2 separate regions of the Homo sapiens genome follow, and region 1 is linked to region 2. The links are chromatin loops, found by intact Hi-C in ENCODE. Cell type or tissue: GM12878. All regions are shown on one strand. Each heading gives the region's core, and the rest is flanking DNA. Links, peaks and the distances in the headings are about the cores only.

Region 1 (10,202 bases), core at 2,757-7,756, 49 kb after region 2:
CTAAAGTCTCCTATGGCAGCAAGTTGAGCCTAGGGGATGGGTATCTCTGTCCATGCTCCACTATAGTTGCCACCGCACCAAATCCTCTGGGCTTTGCAGTGGCTGGAATTCTGCCCCTCGTACTTTTCTGAGCATCTCTCTGCCAACTCATTTGTCTTTGGTGGTTGAGGGGTCTCCTCCTGCCAGGATTCCAGAAGCCTATGGTGAGAGCAGGTTGCTCCTTGCCTATTCAACTCACCTCTTCTGCAGGAGTTGTTGGGGGCTAGAAATAAGTCCTGGTGCTGGTAGCACTGTACAGCATTCCCAGCTTCCTTCCCCTTCAGTCTAGTATCTGTGTCTTCCATCTGTCTGCTCTCAATGCCTTCCCTCTGAAGATCTGCTAGAAGTGTGCCAGTCTTCCTGATGTCCTGGTCCCTTGGTGTGGGAGGTGTTCCTCCTGGCCGTGTCTAGTTGACCATCTTGGAGAGGTCCATTCAATGTTCTTTTCTTCATCTCAAACTGTTTCTAAGAAATCGAACTCAAGGCACTGGATAGCAGAAGCCATCGACCACTGCCCTGTGGCATAGGCAGCCACTTCCGGATGCCTGACTGCATGTCTTTTTCAAGCTTTGCTTTATTTCTTAACTTGTTCAGAACCAGAGCTGCAAAGAGGTTTTTGTTTTGTTTTGTTTTCTGTAGCTATTTTGAGATTCAAACAGTAATCAGAAGTTGTTTTGAATGAAATGTTTTAAATATTTTTGGACAAACGTCAAATGGGAAAGTATTAGTTGCCCCTTTGGTCATTTGTATTTAATAGTTGTATGCAAAAAGAAGTTGGAATCAATGAAATGGTGACATAATACAGGCAACCTTCCCTTTTTGAGGATTAAGTTGAAAATAGTGAAGGTCACTTTCCATTCTGTAAACAAAAGGGGCAGATTTGGCTAGAAGAATACTACCTACCATTTTTCATTGATTCTGATATGTCCATTTTTTCACATTTCTGAAATTTGGGTACATCCTGAAATTGGTAGCATATTTTAGTTGAAACTATTTTTTTCTAGCTTGGGAGCACATAAAATAATGGTGTGTGTTACGATCAATTATAGAGTCTTAGATCAATGAAATGGGATTTTTGAAGGTAAGAGGTAGATGAGAATTCCCTCAGACCTGGGCCCGACTTCATATCTTTCTGGTTCTGCTGTGTTGGCAAAACCACTGGAGCAAAAACATGGTGGCAGTTTGCCTTCACTGGCCCTGAGTATGACAAAAAGTTGTTCACTTGTTGTAGTCAACCCATTGTAGCACCTTTCATAAGTTAAGGAGGGTGATCTTTTATCAGATACCTTTGTGACTGCTTGAATATGCTGAGAATATATCATGATTATTTCAGCAACACTGAACTTTCTCCCAATGTAGTCTAGGACTGAGGGATGCTTTGGGAATGACCTTTTAGGCTGACATTATGAGATCTTAGGCTAGGAAGATTTTTATGAGTGGATTGCTGATAGCTCGAGAATGTCTTAATTTAGCTTGGGTCTATACAGTGAAATGTAAGTAGCATAATATTTTAAGTGTTAAACAAAGGCCGGGCATGGTGCCTCATGCCTGTAATCCCAGCACTTTGGGAGGCTGGGATCACCTGAGGTCAGGAGTTCAGGACCAGCCTGACGAACATGGAAAAACCCGTCTCTACTAAAAAATACAAAATTAGCTGGGTGTGGTGGCACATGCCTGTAATCCCAGCTACTCATGAGGCTAAGGCAGGAGAATCACTTGAACCCAGGAGGCAGAGGTTGCGGTGAGCTGAGATCCAGCCATTGCACTCCAGCTTGGGCAACAAGAGCGAAACTCCGTCTTATTAAAACAGTGACTTTGACTTAAAAGATTGGGGACGCTCTCTCCCTCTCCCTCTCCCTCTCCCTCTCCCTCCTCTCCCTCCTCTCCCTCTCCCTCTCCCTCTCACTCTCCCCACGGTCTCCCTCTCCCTCTCTTTCCATGGTCTCCCTCTCCCTCTCTTTCCACGGTCTCCCTCTCATGCTGAGCCAAAGCTGGACTGTACTGCTGCCATCTCGGCTCACTGCAACCTCCCTGCCTGACTCTCCTGACTCAGCCTGCCGAGTGCCTGCGATTGCAGACTCGCGCCGCCACGCCTGACTGGTTTTGGTGGAGACGGGGTTTCGCTGTGTTGGCCAGGCCAGTCTCCAGCCCCTAACCGCACGTGATCCACCAGCCTCGGCCTCCTGAGGTGCTGGGATTGCAGATGGAGTCTCGTTCACTCAGTGCTCAATGGTGCCCAGGCTGGAGTGCAGTAGCGTGATCTCGGCTCGCTACAACCTCCACCTCCCAGACGCCTGCCTTGGCCTCCCAAAGTGCCGAGATTGCAGCCTCTGCCCGGCCGCCACCCCGTCTGGGAAGTGAGGAGCATCTCTGCCTGGCCGCCCATCATCTGGGATGTGAGGAGCCCCTCTGCCTGGCTGCCCAGTCTGGAAAGTGAGGAGCGTCTCCGCCCGGCCGCCATCCCACCTAGGAAGTGAGGAGCACCTCTGCCCGGCCGCCATCACATCTAGGAAGTGAGGAGCGTCTCTGCCCGGCCGCCCATCGTCTGAGATGTGGGGAGCGCCTCTGCCCCGCCGCCCCGTCTGGGATGTGAGGAGCACCTCTGCCCGGCCGCAACCCCGTCTGGGAGGTGAGGAGCATCTCTGCCCGGCCACCCCGTCTGAGAAGCGAGGAGCTCCTCCGCCTGGCAGCCGCCCCGTCTGGGAAGTGAGGAGCCCCTCCGCCCGGCAGCCGCCCCATCTGGGAAGTGAGGAGCGTCTCCGCCCGGCAGCCACCCCATCCGGGAGGGAGGTGGGGGGGTCAGCCCCCGCCCCACCAGCCGCCCCATCCGGGAGGGAGGTGGGGGGGTCAGCCCCCTGCCCGGCCAGCCGCCCATCCGGGAGGGAGGTAGGGGGGTCAGCCCCCCGCCAGGCCAGCCGCCCTGTCCGGGAGGGAGGTGGGGGCATCAGCCCCCGCCCGGCCAGCCGCCCCGTCCAGGAGGGAGGTGGGGGGGTCAGCCCCCACCCGGCCAGCTGCCCCGTCCAGGAGGTGAGGGGCGCCTCTGCCTGGCCGCCCCTACTGGGAAGTGAGGAGCCCCTCTGCCCGGCCAGCCGCCCCGTCCGGGAGGGAGGTGGGGGGGTCAGCCCCCCGCCCGGCCAGCCACCCCGTCTGGGAGGTGAGGGGCACCTCTGCCCGGCCACCCCTACTGGGAAGTGAGGAGCCCCTCTGCCCGGCCAGCCGCCCCATCCGGGAGGGAGGTGGGGGGGTCAGCCCCCCGCCCGGCCAGCCACCCCATCTTGGAGGGAGGTGGGGGGATCAGCCCCCTGCCCGGCCAGCCGCCCCGTCCGGGAGGGAGGTGGGGGGGTCAGCCCCTCGCCCGGCCAGCCGCCCCGTCCGGAAGGGAGGTGGGGGGGTCAGCCCCCCGCCAGGCCAGCCGCCCCGTCAGGGAGGGAGATGGGTGGGGGGCGCCTCTGCCCGGCCGCCCCTACTGGGAAGTGAGGAGCCCCTCTGCCCGGCCAGCCGCCCCGTCCGGGATGGAGGTGGGGGGGTCAGCCCCCCGCCCGGCCAGCCGCCCCGTCCGGGAGGTGAGGGGCGCCTCTGCCTGGCCGCCCCTACTGGGAAGTGAGGAGCCCCTCTGCCCGGCCAGCCGCCCCGTCCGGGAGGGAGGTGGGGGGGTCAGCCCCCCGCCCGGCCAGCCGCCCCGTCCGGGAGGTGAGGGGCGCCTCTGCCCGGCCGCCCCTACTGGGAAGTGAGGAGCCCCTCTGCCCGGCCAGCCGCCCCATCTGGGAGAGAGGTGGGGGTCAGCCCCCCGCCCGGCCAGCCGCCCGTCCGGGAGGGAGGTGGGGGGGTCAGCCCCCCCGCCCGGCCAGACCCCCCATCCGGGAAGTGAGGGGCGCCTCTGCCCGGCCGCCCCCTACTGGGAAGTGAGGAGCCCGTCTGCCCGGCCACCACCCCGTCTGGGAGGTGTAGCCAACAGCTCATTGAGAACGGGCCAGGATGACAATGGCGGCTTTGTGGAATAGAAAGGCAGGAAAGGTGGGGAAAAGATTGAGAAATCGGATGGTTGCCGTGTCTGTGTAGAAAGAAGTAGACATGGGAGACTTTTCATTTTGTTCTGTACTAAGAAAAATTCTTCTGCCTTGGGATCCTGTTGATCTATGACCTTACCCCCAACCCTGTGCTCTCTGAAACATGTGCTGTGTCCACTCAGGGTTGAATGGATTAAGGGCGGTGCAAGATGTGCTTTGTTAAACAGATGCTTGAAGGCAGCATGCTCGTTAAGAGTCATCACCACTCCCTAATCTCAAGTACCCAGGGACACAAACACTGCGGAAGGCCGCAGGGTCCTCTGCCTAGGAAAACCAGAGACCTTTGTTCACTTGTTTAGCTACTGACCTTCCCTCCACTATTGTCCTATGACCCTGCCAAATCCCCCTCTGTGAGAAACACCCAAGAATTATCAATAAAAAATAAATAAATAAATAAATAAATAAATAAATAAATAAATAAATAAAACAGTGACTTTAAGTAGTTAGAAATCATGACAGATTATCCTAGTTAAAATAACCCTGTAATTATTATTTTTAAAGCAATATAAATATATAAATATATAATTACTGTATTTGCTTATTTTTAAACCTGTTTTGCATAGAACTCATTTTGATTAAAAAAAAACATGCCAGACATTTTATTCATAACTGCTGATTATTCATTTTGAACTGCAATTTAGTTAGAACAATATACTCAAAGTTAGTTAACTTTATATAACAAGAAGCACCATTTAAAACAACTAAGAAAAATAGCTTTTGAATATGTATTAGTCAAGGTTCTCTTAGAGGGACAGAACTAATGGGATATATATATATATATATCCTTATATATGTGTGATATATATATCCTAATAAATATATCATATATATATACACACACACTTACATATGCTTAATAAACTCCACTTTAGTATTAACTTACACAATCACAAGGTCTCACAATAGTGGAGACCTTGTAAGTGGAGGAGCAAGGAGAGCCAGTCTGAGTCCCAAAACTGAAGAACTTGAGAGTTCGATGTTCGAGGGCAAGAAGCTTCCAGCATGGGAGAAAGATGTAGGCTGAGAGGCTAGGCCCGTCTCTATTTTTAATGTTTTTCTGCCTGCTTTATATTCGCTGGCAGCTGATTAGATTGTGCCCACCAGATTAAGGGTGGATCTGCCTTCCCCAACCCACTGACTCAAATGTTAATCTCTTTTACCAATACCCTCACTTACACACCCAGAATCAATACTTCGTATCCTTCAATCCAAGTTTACACTCAATATTAACCATCACAGAATACAAAGTTTCTACTGTGCCTCTCAACTTCTCTAACCATTTGCTTTTTTATCCTCCTCAGTCCATAGATTGCCCCAGGCTTTAGAGTGTTCTACATTATTCTTGGTTATTCAGTATTTACTCCAGTGTTAGTGTTATAGATTTCCCTTTTTGTCCTTATACACACATATGTATGCACACACGTATGTATGCACACACGTATGCACACACACGCATGCTCATACTTTCATTTCCTCTTCCACACATATCAGGCTTACATACAGAAAACTAGAGCTGAGGTAACTTTGATCTTGACAAATGGGGAATCTCAGAGCATTTACAATTGCTACTTTCTCTTCACATAGCTGGCTCAGATCAAAACTCAATTGTGGGCTTCTCAAGGAGGACTTCCCTGAATAGCTTGGAGCCACTGTTGTTTTATATTTACTTCTCGTTTATTGACATTATTTTGTTTACTTTATCTCTCTCTGCTAGAATATAAGATAAGTGAGAGCAGAGACCTTGGGTACTTTATTCATGAGTATGTCCTCAAATGTAGAATCTTCATTTTCACATTTGTAGTAGCAGGCATAACTTCCCACTCATGGGAATTGGAGTAGTTTGTTATAAACATGGAATTTACTTGCCACAGATTGGTACCTGCCATAAATTGATAAATGTTTACATGGTTTACCAGAGTCTGGAGAGATATCTCATTGTGGCTGTTAGGACAGAGAGGCTTCTTTATGTTCTTACCACCTGTTCTCACCTTTTTGCATAGCACATGGCCACCCCAAGTAATGAATGTGCTTCCCAGTTACCCTTCCAACTAGATGAGACCAGGTTCTGGCAAATGAGACCTATGTAGATGTGATGTGGGCCAGGTTCAGGCTGTGCATTTAAAGGGCAGGCACATGTCTTCCCTTATCCCCTTTCTTCCTGCTTGCTGAAATGCAGCCAGAATGGCAGGAGCAGGAGTGGCCATCTTGGATCATAGAGGAAGCTGTGTGTTGGGGATGTTTGAGCAAAAGATGGGAAGACCGTGGTCGGTTATCTCATGATGGTGGAAACACCATACCAGCCCAGGATCACCTATTTTCACTTTGTGTGAGTAAGACATACATTCCTATCTTGCTTAAGGCACTGTAATTTTGGATCTCTGTGATAGTAGGTGAACTACATTCCAATTAATATGGTCACCTTTTGTTGCAATATTCATCACAGGAGTTCGTGCTGTGAGCCTTGTAATTCTGATCATTTTATGACCTGCTAAGGAAGTGATCAAAATAATGAATTATCTTGATGCTTGTGCTCTTAAACGTCGCCAGATTCTGGGTGTTTGGAAGTAGTGTATGAATATTTCACTTACTTTGGTGCAAACCTAAATTTTTAAAATTTTTAAATTTTCCAAAGAAATGTATCAAAAAAGTCCCAGATAAAGAACATTAGGAATTAAAGAGATCTGAGCTGCCTAACATGTTGGCTCCTCAGACATTCATATGATTAGACACTTTTATTTAATTGACAAAACCTCTGTCCTCCAGTCCCCATTTTTTAAAATCATTCAGAATACCTGGGGGATACTGTATTATTTATAGAGAGAATTAATAAACTTTACTACTTCCAAGAAATATAAATCTCTCCATCACCTTCTCTCCTCTCCAGGGAAGCTCCTCCCTCAAGTTCTTTGCCAAGAGAGGTGTCACTTCCAAATAGTGGAGGGGAAAAGCTGAAAAGCCTTTTCCAAAGTATTCTGTTTCAGTCTGTGTAATAACAATGTATTGAGCACATGCTGTCTGCTAGACAGTAACATTGTCAAACTGAAACAAATATTTTTTTTTGGATGTGCATACAATTTCTTTTGTAATGTGGATTTATCAGTACATTACTACTACTTGTGCCATTTTTCAAAGATACAGGACAAAGTAGGATTTTATAGGCTGGTATGAGTATCTGAGTCCTGCTTTTCTAGTATTGCTTCTGTGAGAAAAATAAGTCCTAGATTCTGCATTTAATTGATAACTTTTTTTATGAGTACTGGGATTACTGAAATGCATTGTTTCCCATTAGTTTGTTTTTCTTTGATATATCTATAAATTTGGCATTCACGTTAAATTTTTATCTTGAGTTTTACTCCTCAGTAAGCTTTTAATTGGACACTCATGAGACCTACACATTTCTCCATAAGGATATATCATCTCAATTTCATTTCTTCTTGCAGAATAGTTATTTTAATGTAGTTCTTCTCCCTTATCACATTAAAGTATTGTATTTTTGAATAATGAAAGAGAGACAAATAGAAAAAAGAAAATAACACCATGAACTTTTGTTCCTTTGCCCAGGGTAGGCATATGGCCAGATTTGGAGTTAGGTGAATCTGTGCCAAGCATCTGATCAGAAAATGAGAGTCGAATATATAGGCTATGTAAACCAGTGCTTTTTAACTGGCCTTGCTTTAGAAGCAATGATATCATGTGTTATTCCAGCTGGAAACCAGAGTTAGTAATCAGGCAAAGTAAGTTTAAGGCTAACAATTTTGGTTCTTACCATTTCATGGGTTTACTAAAAAAGTTTCAAATACACACCTTATGCCAGTGACTGAAGGCGCATATGGGTGGGTCTTCATTTTGTGAAAAACAAGGAGGATACAACCATTCTGGTTATTCTTGCATGACCAAAAGGGAAATAACAGTGGTTTGTGCTTCCCTACACTAACTGAATCTTCCATCCTGAGCCACTCCCTCTAGCTGTTTGTACCATGACAACTACCCCAGTGGTGCTAGGATTTTTTTTTTCTTTGTTAAACACCTAGGTTCCTAAGAATAAAAGGACATAACACTAATTGATTTTTTTTTCTTTTTAGCATTAGCCTTGGAGAAACCAAGTCTTGCTTATGTCTGTTCACAGGGCATTTAGGTCTAATGTGCCTAAAGGTGTGCTTTTCTGAAAGAAGCCTATGCCTAGGCTGGCAGAATACCTAGAGTATTTCTGACTTAAGGATTCCGAGAGTGCTAGAGGTTAGCTTAACATTAGTGGGTGCCTGAGACTAGACAGGAGTGTTGGGCTAGCGCATGGATTTCTCCATGATCTCTGGAAAGTCTATGCCTTGCTATCTCCCTCTGTTCTTCTCATTCTTTACTTTGAAGTTAAAGGACTCACAGCAGAAGTGGACAGGTGGAAGATGTAGAAGAGTGCTGAGCAGAACCTGTTAAGTCTGTCTGGTTTTTTTCTCCAGAATGTGTTGATGCTTGAAGTGATGAATGTCGAATGATCCGAATCTCCTAAAGATGGACATACTTTAGGAGGAATATGTGGCTTTCCTCAGCTCTTTCTTTCTTTACTCAAGGCTGTCCAGTGGGAGCAGAACTAGCTTATGACTTGCAGTATTGTGTTGCAGTGTAATTTTATAAACATTCTGGAACTATTTCTTCTAGAGTAATTTATGATATTTCATGTCCTGTGCAGAAAAAGAAATCCACAGCTGGGCAATTACATACTGGTTGTACTGTATGTTTTTAACAGGCATCTTTCCTAACATAAAATGCAAGAATACTAGTCTTGTTTTTTTGTCTCCTGATTTTGTAAATAAGCAAAACAAAATTGCCAAAAAGCTTATTCCAGGGGAAAAATATGTGTTAAAAATTGATAGATTATCACCCTTCCACGTGGAGCTTTCTATTGTTATCCATCCATGTGATTAAAAAAAATCTTTATTGTAGTTTTACTAGAGAATACAAAAGATTCCTTTGAGTAGTTCGTCCACATAGGGATGGTGCAGCCTTTTTTCTTTTTGTAAGTGAACTGTTTTGTTTTGGTTGCTGTTTTGTTTTATATATTAGTAAGTATTTAAAGTTTGTTTTCCTTGCAACATTCTGGATTCATAATTTTTAAATAGAAAAAAGTAGGGAAATAAACTGGAAATATTTGGGTTTGGCATTTCTTGTTACTAATTTTTGTTGAAAAATATAGAATTTCTCTTCTGTCTTATTGAATATATGATACCCACTAGTTTTTGTTTTGTATTCTTTAACGTTGGTTTTGATAGAAAAAACATTATAAAGTACAAAGACATAAAATCTGTACATGTAGAGTACATCAAGGTGTTTTGAGACTAAAAGGAAGATAATTACATGAAACTTTAATATATATATAACATTTTTTGTTTAATTTTTTTAGGTAAGTTTTATTTGATGGATTTGTTTTCTTCTTGGTACTACATTTTTTAAGGGATTATAGCCTTAGTGAGAAAAAGAAAAGAAAAAAGTATATTAGCAGTAATCTCATAAACATAACATTTTAGAGGAAAGCTGCCTATTTAAATATGATGAATTTATCAACCAAGGCATACACCATCAGCACTCTTCTCTATTGACCAGGATAGTTTTTAATGGCACCCACCTGATTTAAATTCTCCTTAAGAATAATTCATATATTGATTGGGTATAGGAATAATTGAGTGTGTTTCTGATTAGCATGATAAAATAATACAGTAAAAAAAGAGAAAATATAGACTAAAGTTTAGAAGTGAAGACATTTTGCTTTTGTAGGAGAGCTTATGAAATGACCTCCAAATGGAGATGATTTCTTATGTAACCAGAACATAAAATCCATTCATTCAATCAATATTTATCGAGCCACCTATTAGACACCAGACGCCATGCTTTGACAGCAAGGCTGAATCCATGAACAAGAAAAACAAAATCTGTGCTGTTGTGCGGCTTGCATTATCTAGTGAGTAGGGACGAGCAAGTTAAATAATAAGGATTATAGTCAGCACAGATCGTGAGCATCTGTTAGGTCTGAAACACTTTGTTCAGTATTAAGAAGGGTTTTTTTTTAAAAAACTAGTTTTCAATTTATAAGGGATATATATCCTA
Region 2 (10,202 bases), core at 2,735-7,734:
TTCTGGTCTTTATTATATCCTTGTTTCTGCTAACTTTGGATTTAGTTTGTTCTTTAACTGGTTACTTGAGGTATAATGTTAGGCTATTTATTTCGGATCTTCTTTTTAATATAGGTATTTATTGCTATAAACTCTCCTGTTAGAACTGCTATTGCTTCACCTATAGGGTAAGATACATTTTGTTTCCATTGTTGTTTGTCTCAAGATATTTTTAAATTTTTCTTTTGATTTCTTTCTTGACCCATGTTTGTTCAGGAGCATGTTGTGTAATTTTCATATATTTGTGATTTTTTTTGCAATATTTCTCCTATTACTGATTTCTGGTTTCTCACCACTTTGGTTAGAATCAATACTTGATATGACTGTGATCTTCTTAAGTTTGTTAAGACCTATACTGTGGCCTCACATATAGTGTATCTTGGAGAATGTTTTATGTGTGCTAAAGAATATTATTCTGTTGCTGTTAGATGGAAAGTTCTATATAAATGTGTTAGGTCCATTTGATCTAAAGAGTGGTTCAAGTCCAGTATTTCCTTATTAATTTTTGATGTGGTTGACTTACCCATTGTTCAAATGGGGGTATTGAACTCTTATTATTGTATTGCTATCTATTTATTCTTCATGACGGTTAATATTTGTTTTATACATTTAGGTGCTCCAATGTTGGGTGCGTATATATTTATAATTGTTATGTCCTCTTGATGAATTGACCTCTTTAACATTAAATATTAACCTTTGTCTCTTGTACCAGTTTTTGACTTGAAGTCTATTTTATCTAAGTATAGCTACCCCTGCTTTTTTTGTTGTTGTTGTTACTTTTTACAGGAATTATCTTCTTCCTTCTCTTTGCTTTCAGCCTAAGTGTGTCCTTAAAGCTAAAATGGGTCTTTTGTGGGCAGCATAGAGTTTGATCTTGTTGTTGTTGTTTTCCATTCAGCCACTCTATATCTTCTGATTGGTGACTTTAATCCATTTATATTTAAGATTGTTATTGATAGGCAAGTGTTTACTATTGCCATTTTGTTAATTGTTTTCTGGTTGTTTTTAGATCATTTTTTCCTCTCTTCTCTTATTGTTTGCTTCTGTGATTTAGTAGTTTTCTTTAGTACTAAGCCTTGATTCCTTTTCTTTTTCTCATTTGTGTATCTGCCATAGTTTTCTGCTCTGTGGTTATCTTTTATCTTGAGGCTTACACAAAACATCTTGCTGTCATAATAAGACCATTTTTTTTGTTGTTGTTGTTTGTTTGTTTTTGAGACTGAGTTTCACTCTTGTTGCCCAGGCTGGAGTGCAATGGTGCCATCTTGGCTCACTGCAGCCTCTGTCTCCCAGGTTCAAGCTATTCTCCTGCCTCAGCCTCCCGAGTAGCTGGGATTACAGGCGCCTGCCACCATGCCTGGCTAAGTTTTTGTGTTTTTAGTAGATACAGGGTTTCACCATGTTGGTCAGGCTGGTCTCAAACTCCTGATCTCAGGGGATCCACCTGCCTCGGCCTCCCAAAGTGCTGGGATTACAGGCATGAGCCACCATGCCCAGTCAGACCATTTATTTTAACTTGATAATGGTTTAACTTTGGTCACATAAAAGTAGTCTGGACTTTTACTCCCTATCCCCCACAATTTATATTTTTGATGTCAGAATTTGCATCTTTTAATATTGTGTATTTCTTAACAAGTTGGTGTAACTATTTTTGTTTTTGAATATTTTGACTTTTAACTTTCATAGTAGAAGTTTGAAATATTTACACACCACCATTATAGTAATGGTGTATTCTGAATTTGAATTATTTACCTCTACCAGTGAGTTTTATACTTTGATATGTTTTTATGAGAGTAATTATCCTTTCATTTCCAGCTGAAGAACTTTCCTAAGCATTTCTTCTGAAGCTGGTTTAGTAATGATGAATTCCCTCAGCTTTTGCTTATCTGGGGAAAATATTATTTCTCCTTCATTCCTGAAGGAAAGCTTTGCTGGGTGTAGTATTCTTCACTAACGGTTTTGTTTTGTTTTTTTCATATTTTTCCTTTCAGCACTTTGAATATATCATCCCATTATCTCCTTGCCTGCAAAGTTTCTGTTTAGAAATTCGCTGGTAATCTGATGGGGATTCCCTTGTATGTCACTTGATTCTTTTCTTTTGCTGCTTTTACAATTGTTTTTGTTTTTGTAGTGTGCCTTGTTTAGGTCCTTTTTAGATTGAACCTTTTTGGGGACTTTATAGTTTCATGGACCTAGATGTCCCTATCTTTCCTAAGACTTGAGAAGTTTTCAGTAATTATTTCATCAAATAAGCTTCTATGCCTTTCTCCATTCCTTATCCTTCTGGAATTACCATAATGAGAATATTTATATGGTTAATGCTACTCTATAAGTCCCACAGGCTTTCTAAACTCTTTTTCAATATTTTTTCTTTTGTTTCCTCTGATGGATTTATTTCAAAAGAACTGTCTTCGAGTTCACAGATTCTTTCTTCTGCTTGATCTGGTCTGCTGTTGAAACTCTCAATTATTTCTTTAATTTTTTTTATAGTTTATTATTATTATTTTAGAGACAGGGTCTTGCTGTGTTGCCCAGGCTGGCGTGGAACTCCTGGGCTCAAGCAGCCCTCCTGCCTTGGCCTCCCAAAGTGGTGGGATTACAGGCATGACCTACCTTTCCCAGCCCAATTATATTTTTTTAATTCATTGAATTCTGCAGCTCCAAGAATTCTGTTTGGTCCTTTTTTATGATTTTTATCTCTTTGTTGAATTTCTAATTCAGATCATGAATTATTTTCTGGTTTAATTCAATTGTCTATTTATATTCTCTTTTATCTTGCTAAGTCTCTTTAAGATTACTATTTTGAATTTCTTTTTAGGCAATTCATAAATTTCCATTTTTTTGGAGTCAATTATTGGAGAACAATTGTTTTCCTTTGGTGGCATCATGTTTACTTGCTTTTTAAATGTTTTAGTGTCACTGTGGTGATGTCTGTGTATCTGGTAGAATGGTTGTCTCTTCCCAATTTATAGAGTGGCTTTTGTAGGGAGAGACTTTCACCTGCAGGTGAGTTTTAGGGTGTAACTTGTGCAGGGTGCATTGACTCTGGTTCTGGGCGGGTACAGACTCTCTGTGTAGCTTCTTCAGCTGTGATCAATGTCAGTGATGATTATAGGTGTGTCAGTGGCCTAGGCTGCAGGAGTTTTTGGCAACAGTGGTGGCACTGTAGGTTAGGGTTCCCAGTGGTAAGGGTAGGGTTTTTCTATTCTCTTTTTCCCCACAGTTGGGAGACTTAGCTGAGCGTATCCTTCTTGGTGCCAGGTCTGACATGGTCCACAGGCAGTGATAGTGGTGCTGTGTTCTAGGGCACAGGTGATTGGAGTGGCTGTGGAGCTGGGGTTCAGAACTCAGTGTTTTGCTGAACTACTGTGACACCTGTGATGTGGGCACAGGTTCACTAACTGAAGCACAGGTAGATGAAACTCTCCCACAAAGTTGGGGACTGTGAGTGTGAGGCACTCCCTAGTAGCTTAGACCCGGGGACAGGTTTATGTCTGTGACTCTGGTCCTAGGGGTCAGGGCACAGAGCTGTCATGGCACCAGGGGAGAAGGGGTGTTCTAGAACGTCAGGCCCTGGGGAGCAGAGCACAGCTGAAATTTGGATTCCAGAGCCAACAGGGCACAGTAACTTCCCAGGCACTAGGAGAGAGGATGCCACATAGTGGTGACTCTGGACTCTGGGATGCTGGGACATGGTAGTGACATCGGCTCTGTGAGGCCAAGTGCAGTAGCACCAAGGGCCCAGGAATGGGGGTACACAACTTTAGCTTTGTTTCAGGGTGCAGGGAGAAGGGCAACAATGACTCAACTTCCCAGAGAGGCAGGGTACCTCAACAGCTCAGACTCCAAAGGGCTTGTCTGCATCCAGGGAGTCAGGGTGCTGTGACTGGCCCAGAGTAGGGTGCCACAGCTCAGCCAAAGCTCTGTTTCCCTTGGAACAGGGTACCACATTATCTCAGGTGCCTGGGGGCATAGCTGCTCTGCTGGGCCAGGGCCCTGGTTTCCTTTATTAACTAGGGAGCATGGGGTATATAGCTGCTCTGCTGTGCAGGAGCTCCAGGTCCTTGGGGAGTGAGGTACTGGGAGACGGTGCAGCTCTACTGGGACCAGGTTCTAGGTCCCAGAGGCTGGGATGCTGGGGGGCCCTGTGGTTTCTCTGAAGTCTGGATTCAGGTCCTTGGGGGTTAGAACATATACCTACTCTGCTGGGCTAGGGCTTTGTGTCCCTGAGGAGCTGGGTGCTACATCAGCTTAGGCACCAGGGTGCATGGCCGCTCCACTAGGCTGAAGCTCAGATTTCTGGGGGTCAAGGCACCAGATTGGCTCAGGTGCCAGGAGTGCAGGTATTCCCCTGGGCTAAGCTCTTAGTAGCCTGGAAATGGGGCACCATACAGCAACAGCTGGGATCCAGGAGATGGAGTGCCCCTTAGGGAACTTTACCTCAGTGGGGTGCAAGCTTCAGTGGTTTGGCTAGGGAATGGTCTGCTTCTGTGTACGTGAATGTGGTGCAACAATGGCAGAGCCTCAGGGATGATGGGATGCAGTGGCTACTCTTCCCCCAGAGAAGGGTACACTCTAGCAGAGGCTCTAGTTTCAAGATGGTGCTGTGCAAAGCAGCTTGGGCCACGGGGTTGTGGGGAGGTGGTGGGTGGTGGGACAGAATGTGAGTTCCTTTTCTGAAGTAGTACAGCCATGTGAACTCTAGGCAGCTCCCTAACTGGGCTCATGACCTGTGAGGACTGCAATGTTCTCTGGTAGCAAAGATTGCAGATATCTGCAGTGGTTGTGGGGGCTGCTGGAGGCCTCCAGCTTACCCTTTCCCCTCAAGGAGAAGTCCATTCTGGTTCTGAGCAGATCCTGACTAGGGGAATGGGAAGGTGTTTCTTTATGTGACATCCTCTGAGTTTTTGTGCCCCACATGGTTTCCACCACTCCCTTGCTGTACTGTACTTCAGCGCTCTCCTTTAGTCATTCTGCTTGAAATTTAGTTGTTTTTTATTGTTTTGGTTCTTTTTTGTTGGGGAGATGAACATGAGGCAACTCTAGTCAGCCATCTTTCTTATCAGTCTTCTTAAATTTTCTCAATATAAGGGATCCTCAACATGATAATATGGCTAGCAGTTTTTAAATCCTGAGAGAATGATATGGGGAGAAGGCCCATGACTGTAGGTGGGAATTTATTTAGAGGCACCCTTAAGAGCAGAAATTCCTTTCCAAGTCAGAGTGGATCCACCAAGAAAGTGGTTTCCCTGGCAGCCTGGTAATTTGCCCCTGGATAACAGAGGCAATCTACCTATTATGTGCCATGTTATCTGCTGAGTTTATAAATGTTGAGGTAGTGTTTAAGTTAGCCTCAAGAAGGCTGCATTTCCAAAGAAAGCTAAACTGTAAATGTTTCTGATGGTTTTATGTTTCACTGTTTTGTATAACTTCGGAGAGAGCTGTTTATTTTCTGTTCATGACTCCGGATCCTGCAGCAGTTACACCTTATTCCATGGTAGCCTTGAAATAGATCTTTCAGCAGATTTCTGAATTTTAAACCCATTTGAATTGATTCATGTAATTAAAGTGCTCTTTTCACATTAGTTTCTTATTCTACCTTTGTAATGCTGTAGAGCTAAAAAAATTGTGTAACCAGAAACCTATACTACTTAAAGGATGTCCCAGAAAACCTTCAGTATTTATGGTGCTATGAAAATGGACATCAATTCCCAGCTGGGCTTTATCCAACTTTCACTATATGGTTGGCTGTATATATAGTCCTCCAAATCCCTGTGGGAGATGTATAATTTCATCCCACTTCCCCCTTTAATAAATTGTTTCAGTATCTAATAGTCTTTATGAGCAGGATATTTTTTTCTTATGGCTGACTTAAATATGCATGTTAACCATATTTCTTTCTTGTTTAAACCCCATTGAGGTAAGAAGTGTAGGCAGTTATTATTTCTCTTCTATTTATTTATCTGTTGAACGCATTGTACAAATAGTGATAGTAATAAAGTCAAGTTTCCCAGAGAAAAATACACATCTGTCCATTCTACATGAGACATATTATTTTATGTCAGAACCTAGACAATATTTCAAAAGTTATACTAGCACAAGCTTATGGAAAATTCAAATGACAACATATATAAAATAAAAAATGAATGTAAACTTCCTCTCTTCCCTGACCCCACCATTCTGTTCTTCAAAGTAACCTTTTTTCTTAAATTGTTGTCTTGCCTTTCCAACTTTTTTCTATATAATAAGGTAAGAAAGTAAGTAGATAAATAAACAATCAATAAGAAAAATGAAAGTGCATATTAATAGTATGGTAATGTGGCAATGTGGTTTCTGTTGATTTTTTTTTTTTACTCATTAGACTTTTGGCTACCCAGCATAAAATGCCATGAAAGAAACTTATCAATCATACATTACATTATGCATGTAATGCTTCATTACATGCATTTTTTTTTTTTTTTTTGAGATGGAGTCTTGCTCTGTCGCCCAGGCTGGAGTACAGTGGCACGATCTCGGCTCACTGCAAGCTCCACCTCCCGGGTTCATGCCATTCTCCTGCCTCAGCCTCCCGAGTAGCTGGGACTACAGGCGCCCGCCACCACGCCTGGCTAATTTTTTTGTATTTTTAGTAGAGACGGGGGTTTCACTGTGTTAACCAGGATGGTCTCGATCTCCTGACCTTGTGATCCGCCCACCTCGGCCTCCCAAGGTGCTGGGATTACATGCGTGAGACACCGTGCCTGGCCTACATGCATATTTTAAAATTATGTTACGTTACGGTAAAGCAAATGTAACTGGACAACATGGTGAAACCCTGTCTCTACTAAAAGAAAAAAAATACAAAAATTAGCCAGGTGTGGTGGTGGGCGCCTGTAATCCCAGCTTCTTGGGAGGCTGAGCCATGAGAATCACTTGAACCTGGGAGGCAGAGGTTGCAGTGAGCTGAGATTACACCATTGCACTCCAGCCTGGGTTACACACTGAGACTCTACCATAAAAACAGAAAACAAAAAACAAATGTAAAATGTGTGAGGATATTGGTACAACCATGGAAAACTGACAGTATCAAGTAAAACTAGTACTCACCCATCCAATAGTTCCAAACCTGTGTATATATCCAATAGAAGCAAATGATTATGTCCACTGAAAGGCATGTCTTAGAATGTTCATAGCATCAGTATTTATGATAGCCCCAGCCAATAAAACCTAAATATGTTTTAACAGTAGAATTGATAAAGAAACTGTTATGGTAATATAGAGCAGTAAAACACAGAAACAACAAAAAATGAGATTTTGGAACAAAAGAAGCCAGACAAGAAAAAATGCATATGTAGGATTCCATTTATATTAAGTTTAAAACTAGACAAAAAATGGTCTGTTGTGTTTACCTTTAGGAGGAGACTATCGACTGGGTAAGTATACAAGGGAGTCTTCTAAAGTGCTTGACATGTTTTATACCTTGCTCTGGTTGGTGAGTACATGGATATATACATACGTAAAAATTATTTGAACCGTATATTTAAGATTCATGTGCTTTATGTAGGTTATACTCCTCACTATCCACCTCTATTATCCCTGAGGCTTCTGAGGCTGGAGTTGCTCATGGGCAGGTAGCTCCTTCTGTGCTCAGAGCCTTTTCAGATATTCCAAGAAAAGCCTCTTATCGAGGTGGGAGCTGATTTGTATTGTTTGCTTTCCTGCATAAATTAGTACTCATCCATCGCTCTTTCACTGTCTAGAAATTTATACTTCATTAAATTTAAAAAACCACACATGATGATAGTTTTACTATATTAAAAAAACAGAGTTCAATTATTGCTGAATTTACTTGAATATTATCATTTCTGTTGTTTTTTTTATTTCCTGGTATAGCTAAGTACAGTTACGTCTTTTAGCTGGAAATTTTGTTCAGCTGAAATTCTATTATGTATAGATACATAAAATCTTTTTTATTTGGGTATGGGGTTTCTTTTTAGGCTAATAAAAATGTTTTGAAATTATACCACACTGATGGTTGTACAACTCTGTGAATATACCAAAAACCACTGAATTGTATACTTTAAGGGGGGAATTTTATAGTATGTAAGTTCTATCTCAATAAAGCTGTTTTAAAAAGGGCCCTCGGATATTAAAGATATCATTATGAAAATAAAATAGCCAAAAACTTCAGACAATAGTTGAAAGATAAATTAAGAAAATCTCCTAAAATGTAGGAACAAAGGAGAGAGAATATAGAAAGAAGTGTAGAAGATCAGAGAAAAGACAAACATACAGAAGCAATCTAGAAGGCCCATGAACTATTAGTAGTTTCAAAAGACAGAGAGCAATTAGCATGAAAGAATGTGAAACTTTCCCAAAAGACAGAAGAAAACTGTATTCAAATTAAATAGGCTTACTGAGAAGCAAGTAGAAAGAATTAACCTCATAACAAACCTGCACCTCTACCCCTGAACCTACAATAAAAGTTTGAAAAAGCTCTAAATTAGACACAATCACTGTGAATCTTCAAAGTACAGGAGAATAGAATTGTTATACAGTTTATGATGTTGTAAATGCTATTTACTGATTTTGAACTTTTAGAATCAAACTACAGAAAAAGCACATAATAGTTTAGTAATACCGTAATTTACTATGGTTATGGAATAAAATAGAAATGCTATCAATCTTGACTAGGTAAAAATACAAATACTGATGATTTAAAAGACGAAAGAGGGAAAGAAGAAATAAAGAGAAGGGCAAGGGACTTAATATCCTCTACTAAGAATATGGACAGCTATAAGATATTGCTTAGCTGCAGAACAAAAAAGAAAGCTAAAATATATAATGCAAGTTCCAGAGATAACCAACTGGTGAGGGGAAAAGGTGTTGCAATCTTTTGTTTGCTTATAGACTATTTCGGTGATCTTCCTGAGTGCATTTCTATCCCTTTTTATTACTTTTTATCATTCTGATGCATCTCCTGAGGAGCCAATATAAACACATGTGCTCAGGGTAGCCTCTTGAGTCTTTTGCACATTATTTACGAAACTCATAAGCCATCTGGCATACTCAAGATTCTGTTTCTCTTGTGTCAACTGTTGAATTAACATTTGAGGATTTCTTTCATGGTGCTGTCTACTAACCAATAGTTTAATCTTAGTAAAGTTGCCACCCCTGTCTATATATCAGTTATGGGTATTTTTTCTATGATATATATGCATTTCTGAAAAACTTGGGTTTTGCATCACATACTAGGAGTCAGGGCTCATGGTATCAGCAGGAGCCCATTCAAAAATCTATGCAACCTTGTAATTGGAGCACTTACAAAAACATTAAAACTCTTGATAAAAATATTAGCACAGTTAAAAAGGCATGCTAAATTTCTATAAATCAATGTTACAGCATATATAGAACTTTTTGTGAGCAAAAGAGTTTACAGTAGCTTGTTGGAAGGTATAAGACGAGTTGAGGTTGTTTAGTTAGGAAGTCAAAAGCAAAATGCAATGGAGATCAGGTCGAATCAAACAGGAAGCACTTCCAAAACAGGGCGCACGGCCGCAGAGCCAAGAGGAAAAGCAAGGATGAATGGGTGCTTCATAGGGTACTCAATTCCTCTTGTAGCTTGATGTGTTCAGTTGTGCTCATTTACTTTGTGTTTAGCTGCTGTCTTTGATAGCACAAAATGTTAAAATAATGGGGAAAAAATCTCAAAAGAACAGATGTGACTTTTGAATAATATTGACATAATTCCTGTTTGCCAGTTGTGTATGAACTAATAAACCAGAGTTTTAGCAGAATATATTATATTTAAATATTCTAATATACATTGCCTTTATTATATTAGAAAATCATTGAAAAGGAGAAAAATGAAATGCTGACATTAGATTTCTAAGAATGCAAGTCTTAAAACATATACATCTGTTTATTCAAATTCTACACACTGGATTTTCATTCATCTTTGCAGAATTGAATGAATAAAAAACATGCAATGACGATATGACTGTTTCTTATATCAAGGGTTTTACAATTTTTTATTTGCTAAATATGCTATTCTAGACAAAATTGCTTTCTTTCTTTTTTTTTTTTCCAGACAGAGTTTCCCTCTGTCGCCCAGGCTGGAGTGCAATGGGGCAATCTCAGCTCACTGCAACCTCTGTCTCCTGGGCTCAGGTAATTCTCGTGTC

Evidence for each region. Hi-C counts contacts between places; a loop is a spot of excess contacts. Peaks named below come from ENCODE experiments on the same cell type or tissue, not always from the same donor. Only the 100,000 strongest peaks of a DNase experiment are listed, where the experiment ranks them.
Region 1: it touches region 2 in a loop (1.9-fold over the local background); 2 of 110 quality-filtered maps call a loop at or near these places.

Annotation. Positions count from the first base shown.
Region 1 is chr4:53,231,139-53,241,340 of GRCh38, reverse strand. All of the region lies in intron 4 of SCFD2 (sec1 family domain containing 2), which reads left to right. Among named protein-coding and RNA genes, the nearest start is that of SCFD2, 130 kb to the left of the region's middle. RefSeq lists enhancers at 3,552-4,063, 4,064-4,575. In GM12878, for the core only: no CTCF peak of the experiment used is centred there; a DNase peak (open chromatin) is centred at 5,620; H3K27ac peaks cover 1,290 bases.
Region 2 is chr4:53,280,419-53,290,620 of GRCh38, reverse strand. The region is part of intron 3 of SCFD2 (sec1 family domain containing 2); the gene reads left to right. Among named protein-coding and RNA genes, the nearest start is that of SCFD2, 81 kb to the left of the region's middle. In GM12878, for the core only: no CTCF peak of the experiment used is centred there; no DNase peak of the experiment used is centred there.